Regions from separate parts of the Homo sapiens genome. Here region 2 is linked to region 1. A link is an interaction called in ENCODE POLR2A ChIA-PET data of the cell type or tissue named here. Cell type or tissue: HepG2. All regions are shown on one strand.

The links. ChIA-PET counts read pairs that join two places held together with the same protein. Peaks named below come from ENCODE experiments on the same cell type or tissue, not always from the same donor. Only the 100,000 strongest peaks of a DNase experiment are listed, where the experiment ranks them.
Region 2: POLR2A ChIA-PET joins it to region 1 with 5 read pairs; 3 of 35 experiments call an interaction of 5 or more read pairs at or near these places.

What each region holds. Positions count from the first base shown.
Region 1 is chr1:246,780,636-246,784,635 of GRCh38, reverse strand. It overlaps the pseudogene KIF28P. Among named protein-coding and RNA genes, the nearest start is that of LINC01341, 7.0 kb to the left of the region's middle. RefSeq lists an enhancer at 1,773-1,892. In HepG2, no CTCF peak of the experiment used is centred here; a DNase peak (open chromatin) is centred at 2,385.
Region 2 is chr1:246,918,279-246,922,278 of GRCh38, reverse strand. It overlaps AHCTF1 (AT-hook containing transcription factor 1), which reads left to right. Exons shown (of 36, transcript NM_001323342.2): 2 at 3,902-4,000. The coding sequence starts at 3,909. Among named protein-coding and RNA genes, the nearest start is that of AHCTF1, 12 kb to the left of the region's middle. In HepG2, no CTCF peak of the experiment used is centred here; a DNase peak (open chromatin) is centred at 2,128.

The sequences.
Region 1 (4,000 bases):
TCAGCATGGACTTCTCTGCCATGTTCCGTGAGGCCTTGGAGGGGACCCCTCAGTGTGTTTGTACTTTGCATTTTTCTTTTTTTTCCAGCAAAGGCCACTGGGGCAAAGTGGCTCTGGTGCCCCGATATTCCACGTGCCTCTTTCGGGCCAGGCTTTCCCCTAGAATTTGGCTTGGCAGTTTCCTGTCTTGTCAGACCTTGTTTTAAGAAAATTTGTAATTCTAAAAAACCATTTTCCATGCTATTCTATTTTGTATTATAGTCCAAGGTAGTTCGAAAAATAGCCTTTTAAACTGTTGCTAACAGAAGGGTTATTGAGTGCACACGAAGACACTCATGAGCACCTGCCTGTCATTACCAGAAACAGAACAGGAGACGGTGTTCTCACACTTATCATTGGGAGAATTGTATGGGAGGGCTGAGGGCCTGGATTCATGCCCTCATTTTCCTTCAGCCCAGCATCCTGTCACTGGGACAGGTAGCTGTCTGATAGGACTGCTTCTGCTTAAACATACCAGGTTCTCTTTTAAGGGGGTCGTACAGTTTGTTTTTTTTTTTTTCTATTTTTTTTCTCATGAAGATATGAATCTTACCAATCTGTCTTCCTCAAGACTGTCCATTTTTACATTAAAACAGTAAGATTAGGCCCAGCACGGTAGTTCGCATCTGTAATCCCAGGATTTGGGGAGGCCGAGGTGGGTGGATGGCTTGAGCTCAGGAGTTTGAGACCAGCTTGGGCAACATGGTGAAACCCCGTCTCTACAAAAAATACAAAATTAGCTGAGTATGGTGGTGAGCACCTGTAGTCCCTGCTACTGGGGAGGCTGAGGTAGGAGAATCACCTGAGCCTGAGGAGGTCGAGGCTACAGTGAGCCGTGATCACACCACTATTCTCCAGCCTGGGCGACAGACAGAGACCCTGTCTCAAAAAAACAAGTAAGCTTAGTGCCAGTGACCTGTCTTCAGATGAAGCCCTGCTTTCCTCAGGAGGCTTCTGGGAGGCTGCAGCCTGAGAGTCTCCTGTGACATGGTATGTAGATGGAGGCTTCTGGAAGGCTGTAGTCTGAGGGTCTCTTGTGACATGGTGTGTAGATGGAGGCTTCTGGAAGGCTGCGGTCTGAGGGTCTCCTGTGACATGGTATGTAGATGGAGGCTTCTGGAAGGCTGTAGTGTGAGGGTCTCTTGTGACACGGTGTGTAGATGGAGGCTTCTGGAAGGCTGTGGTCTGGGGGTCTCTTGTGACACGGTGTGTAGATGGAGGCTTCTGGAAGGCTGTGGTCTGGGGGTCTCTTGTGACACGGTGTGTAGATGGAGGCTTCTGGAAGGCTGTGGTCTGGGGGTCTCTTGTGACACGGTGTGTAGATGGAGGCTTCTGGAAGGCTGTGGTCTGGGGGTCTCTTGTGACACGGTGTGTAGATGGAGGCTTCTGGAAGGCTGTGGTCTGGGGGTCTCTTGTGACACGGTGTGTAGATGGAGGCTTCTGGAAGGCTGTGGTCTGGGGGTCTCTTGTGACACGGTGTGTAGATGGAGGCTTCTGGAAGGCTGTGGCCTGGGGGTCTCTCTTGTGACACGGTGTGTAGATGGAGGCTTCTGGAAGGCTGTGGTCTGGGGGTCTCTTGTGACAGGGTGTGTAGATGGAGACGTCTGGAAGGCTGTGGTCTGGGGGTCTCTTGTGACAGGGTGTGTAGATGTTGGCAGTGCATGTGAGACAGGCACTTCCGAAGACTAGAAGAGCAGCAGAGACAGCTGTGGGTCCCAGCTAGAAACACGAATGCTACTTTGCGGTTGATCTTGTATGTGTTTACCTATCCTCCCTGCTGACCGTGTGGACGGTGACTGCTGCTGCAGCTCTCAGGGAGGACGCAGTGTTGTGCAGCTGTTGGGAGTCACATATCATAGACAAGCTCACGAGCAAACCAGGGCTGTGTGAGGGTTGGGGAGGGTTTTTTGACCTGGAAATGCTGCCAGCTTGCGGTTACCTTTCAGCAGTATTCACCCAACAGCTGTTGGCTCTGGTGAGCAGCACATCCTGCCAGGGAACTCTGAGCCAGGCCTGCAGAGCCCACCCGGGAGCAGGCGGGAGTCAGCATGGGCTCGCAGCCTATCCTGGAGCCTCGCCGACCTGTTTCCTCCTCAGGCCAAGGATGACATGCAATTTTAACTGACACCAGGCCTGTGGTCTGATATCCAGAGGTAATGAGGCAGTGAATTCATTTATTATTTAGATTCCCATGATCTTAGTTCCCTAAAGTCTTTAAGAAAAAAACAGAATAAGCCGGTGCAGGCGCACGCCTGCAGTCCAGCTACTCAGAGGCTGAAGCAGGAGGCCCGCCTGAGCCCAGGAGTTCAAGGCTGCAGTGAGCTAAGATTGAGCCACTGCATTCCAGCCTGGGTGACACAGCAAGATCACATGTCTTAAAAAGAAAAGAAAAACACAAACAGAAAAACCACAATGACTAGAACTCCTGTTGTTCCCTGCTGCCCCCATATTTTTTTTTTTTTTGAGATGGAGTCTTGCTCTGTCACCCAGGCTGGAGTGCAGTGGCGCGATCTTGGCTCCCTGCAAGCTCCATCTCCTGGGTTAAAGCGTTCTCCTGCCTCAGCCTCCCAAGTAGCTGGGACTACAGGTGCCCGCCAGCACTCCCGGCTAATTTTTTGTATTTTTGGTAGAGACGGGGTTTCACTGTTAGCCAGGCTGGTCTCGATCTCCTGACCTCGTGATCCGCCCGCCTCGGCCTCCCACAGTGCTGGGATTACAGCCGTGAGCCACCGCGCCCGCCCCCCCACATTCTTATTTAATGGTGGTGCCGCCTCTAGGAGAGCACTACGGTTCTTCACTTTGAGGCCAACAAAGATGGAATCTGTTTTCAGAGTCCTGAGAATGTCCTTTTTATGAAGAGACATCATACATGGAACGACTTGTCTGCTGATTTTTGCTTTTGCTTTTCCAGTTGCTCAGAAAAGGAGTTGCTAGTTTTACCTGATATTTATGGTCTAAAAACGACCTACCTGGAATCCCTCTGGAATCCCTCCTCCTGTGGCTTCAGGTTTGTTTCCTCTCCAGAGCCAGTGCTGACAGAGGCCCTGTCCTCACCCAGTGAGGAGGAAGACAGCGGCAGGCTGTTGTCCTGGATCTGCTGTGCACTGGGTGTGGACCCCTGAACAAGGAAGGACGCCTGCTTGGGTCTCTACAGAATGGAGCTCAGAATGCCTGCCATGCTGGGCTGGGAAGGCTGTGGGGAGTGTCTCCTGTGCTTGTGGATGTGTGCCCGTGTGCACTCCAGTCATGGCGGGGGAGCCACTTCTCAGCTCTTCTCCAGACTAACTACCCCCGCATCATCTTCCATGGCTGCTGTTCATGAATGACCAGGCTCATTAAATGACCCAAACTTACTACCTTATCGTTCTACACGTGAGAAGTCCAAATTGGGTCTCATTGGGCTAAAAGCAGGGTGTCGACAGAGCGGTACTGCTTTCTGGGCCTGAGGAAGAGAATCTGTTTCCCGGCCCCTTCCAGCTTTTAGAGGCCACCTCCCTCCATCTTCAAAGCCGCCACATAACCTCTCTCTGACCCCGCAGGCATTATCCTATCTCTGACCCTCTCTTCTGCTTCTCTCGGCCATATTGAAGACCCTTGTGATTTCATTGGGGCCACCTGGATACTCCAGGCTAATCTCCGTATTTTAAGGTCAGTTGATGACAAACCTTAATTTCCGTTTGCCATGCAAAGTAATATATTCACAGGTTCTGGGGATTAGCACATGGGCATCTTTGAGGACCATTCTGACACCATAAGCCCCAAACCTTCTCCCCTGAGAGGATCTGTTTTCTAACCCCTTCATCATCTCCTCTAAATCGTTTCCTAGGCTCAAGCAATGGGGAAGTAACAGGTCCAGGAATTAATACGATATTCTTGATGTCAGCAAAGCTAGGTGTGGAGAAAGTGGGATGTGGTCATGCGTACCGCAAACCCAGTCAATGAAGGGAGCATGCTGGGAAAA
Region 2 (4,000 bases), 140 kb before region 1:
AAGCAATTCTCCTTTCTCAGCCTCCTGAGTAGCTGGGACTACGGGCACATACTGCCATGCCCGACTGATTTTTGTATTTTTAGTAGAGATGGGGTTTCACCATACTGGTTGGGCTGATCTTGAATTCATGACCTCAGGTGATCCACCTGCCTAGGCCTTCCAAAGTGCTGGGATTACAGGCGTGAGCCACTGTGCCCAGCCCTGTATATGTTTTCAACATGGATATGTAACAAAGTCTAAAATATACCAATGTATCTTTATTCTCTCAGGCAGTAAGAAGACTCTGTATGGTTTATTTAAACTCCACACAGCCATTATTATTGTTGTGTAGTCAGTGTTTAGATTTTTTTCTGTGTATATACCAGTACTTTGACATCATCATTCTTGCTGCCTCTCAGACCTTCTATCTGATCTCTATTCTACCTGAAGCCTTCTTGAATCCTTTAACATTTCCTTTAAGCAAACTTTTTTGTCTAAAAACATATTTCGTATTTGTTAAGGATCCTTTCAGTAATATATAATTATGTTGGCAGTTACTTTTGGTTAGACTTCTGAAGATATTCCAGAATTGCGGTTTCTACTACTGTTGTTGAGTCATTTCTCTTTTTTGGTAGTTCCTAGGATTCATTGGACTTCCTGACTCAGGGAATCGGTGTGTCTGTAAATCTGGGAAATATATTGCTTCTTCCTATTAGTACTATATTTTTGGGGGGATTCTGATTAGGCATATCTTAGATCTTCCTTATCTATAATTTAAAACTACTCATCCCTTTGTGCTGCATTCTGAATAAATTTTGGGGGCTTTCTAGTTTACTTTTTTACTTATCCTTTGAGTTTGTTTTTGTTGAGTATTAAGTAGGTACAAAATAATTTATTTGGTGAGTGGGTGCAAAAGAATATAAGCTAGAGAAGATCACGGTGCAGTGAATACCTGTGTACTCAGCACCAAGTTCTAGAGAAAGAACATTACCACTACTTCAGAGTCCCTCGTATATTCTTCCGCTTTCTCTCTCAAATCCACTGTGCATTCTGTGTTTATTTTTTCTTTGTTTTTTTCATAGTTTTGTCATGTTTGCATCCTTAAGCAATATTTTGCTTAGTTCTGCGTGTCTTTTTAACCTTATATAAATGTCATTTTGCGTGTATTTTCTGCTGCTTTTATTTTTATTATTATTATTTATTTATTGTGTCAGAGTTTCACTCTTGTTGCCCAGGCTGGAGTGCAATGCCGTGGTCTTGGTTCACTGCAACCTCCTTCTCCCAGGTTCAAGCGATTCTCCTGCCTCAGCCTCCTGAGTAGCTGAGATTACAGGCATGCGCCACCATGGCCAGCTGATTTTTTTTTTGGTATTATTAGTAGAGATGTGGATTCACCATGTTGGCCAGGCTAGTCTTGAACTCCAGACCTCAGGTGATCCACCTGCCTTGGCCTCCCACAGTGCTGGGATTATAGGCGTGAGGCACCGTGCCTGGATGCTTTTATTGTTTAATAATTTTTTTTTTTTTTTTGAGACAGTGTTTTGCTCTGTCACCCAGGCTGGAGTGCAGTGGTGCGATCTCGGCTCACTGCAAGCTCCGCCTCCCAGGTTCATGCCATTCTCCTGCCTCAGCCTCCCGAGTAGCTGGAACTACAGGCGCCCGCCACCACGCTCGGCTAATTTTTTGTATTTTTAGTAGAGACAGGGTTTCACCTTGTTAGCCAGGATGGTCTCGATCTCCTGACCTCATGATTCGCCGCCTCAGCCTCCCAAAGTGCTGGGGTTACAGGCGTGAGCCACCACGCCCGGCTGGTTTAATAATATATTCTGACATTCATTCATATTGTTGCATGTAGCTGTGATTCACTCTCATTGCTCCATTGAATTTTTATACCCATTGAGTTTTAGTTTTTATTTAATTTTTCATTTTTAGAAATTTTTTCAAATCTACTTGATTTTTCCTTTAACATTTACAGTTTCTTATCAAGCTAAATCGCTGATTTACACAAATATATTAGACATTTACTTTCTAATCTCTGGTAATTTCAATATCTGAAGTCCTCAGTCATCTGATTCTGCTGGCTATTGGATATCCTTGTGTGTTTTGTTATTTGGACTGTGAGCTTCTTTTCTTTTTTTTTTTTTTTTTTTTTTTTTTGCGGGGGACAGAGTCTCACTGTGTCGTCAGGCTGGAGTGCAGTTGCACAATCTCGGCTCACTGCAACTGCCTCCTGGGTTCAAGCAATTCTCCTGCCTCAGCCTCCTGAGTAGCTGGAATTACAAGCGTATGCCTCCACGCCCGGCTAATTTATTTTTGTATTTTTAGTAGAGACAGGTTTTCACCATGTTGTCCAGGATGGTCTCGATCTCTTGAGCTCATGATCCTCCTGCCTTGGCCTCCCAAAGTGGTGTTACAGGCATGAGCCACCCTGCCTGGCTCTGTGAGTTTATTTTCTTTGTTGCTTTAACTTTGAGAATTCTTTAAGAATTCTTTGAGATTCCAGAGGATATGTGGTTGTTTCCGTGGATTGCTTGGAGCAACGAACCTGAAAATAACTTGATAATAAATTCTTCTCTTGAGGATTTTTTTTTTTTTTGAGATGGAGTCTTGCTCTGTCACCGAGGCTAGAGTGCAGTGAGGCTCACTGCAACCTCCACCTCCTGGGTTCAAGTGATTCTCCTGCTTCAGCCTCCCGAGTAGGTGAGACTACAGGTGTGTGCCACCATGCCTGGCTAATTTTTTGTATTTTTAGTAGAGACGGGTTTTCACCATATTAGCCAGGATGGTGTTGATCTCCTAACCTTGTGATCCGCCTGCCTCAGCCTCCCAAAGTGCTGGGATTACAGGCGTGAGCCACCACGCCCGGCCTCTTGAGGATTTCCATATAACCTAGCTTGAATTCTGGCCACACATTTGTATGAAAGAAAATGTTGTCTTTCTGAGTAAGAGACTCAGAGCCATGGTCAATGTGGACAGCTTTATTGTACCCATCCTGTACAATGGGTATTGTTCTTGCTCACCTTTAGGCTGATGTAGCCTAGTGGAGTTTAATGGGGTTGAGGGATGAGCTTATTAGTTCTCTTTGTCCTAGGCTTAATCTTTTGCCCCTGGATCTTAGAGTGCCCAGAATAAGATCAGGGTTCCCAGGACTGGATTTCATAGCTAACCAACTCAGATGGCTAAAATCTTTCTGTATTTTAACTAGTATTTTTGGTTGTTTATAATGGGAGTAGTCATTCTGGGAATCTGATCTTCTAAATGAAAGACAACTTTATGCCTATATTATTTCTATCCTGCAAAAGATATGTACCAAACTTGATTTCTGGGGTTTCTGTGAATTTATACATTTTTCTTGGACTTTCTCCCCCTTTACTGAAGAAGTGATTTTTCTAAAAGACACCAATCACTTTTTCTTTTTTCTGTAGGGAGGATGGTGGTGGTGAGGTGTTCTTTGCAAGGAGGTTAGACAATGAGATGAATTGCACTGAACTAGTGTTTAAAGAATCTAGGGAATAATGTATATCCTTAGTACGTCTGGCTTAATGAATGTTTACTTTCCTAAAGCTGTTTGGGAAATACTTTCTTAGGAGACAGTAGAATACCTTGGTCCCAGATGCATGTCATTTGTTTTTAAGACTGGATTTTGCTCTGTCGCCCATGCTGGAGTGAAGTGGCACAATCATAGCTCACTGGAGGCGCAGCCTCGAACTTCTGGGATCAGTTCATCCGCCTGCCTCAGCCTCCCAAGTAGCTGGGACTTAAAGGCGTGAGCCTCCGCATCTGGCCAATATGTATTTTGTAACCAGATTTTAGTTTTTCTTTATTTTGTTGGTGGCTTTTACTGTTTTTCCTGGCTGGACATAATCAAGTATATTGTCTACAAATGTGTCATAATAATGTTTTCTTTTAAAAATATTTACAGTGGAAGTATGCGAGACTTAAGAGCTCAAGTGACTAGTGGTCTCCTGCCATTTCCAGAAGTGACTCTTCAAGCCCTTGGAGAAGACGAAATAACATTAGA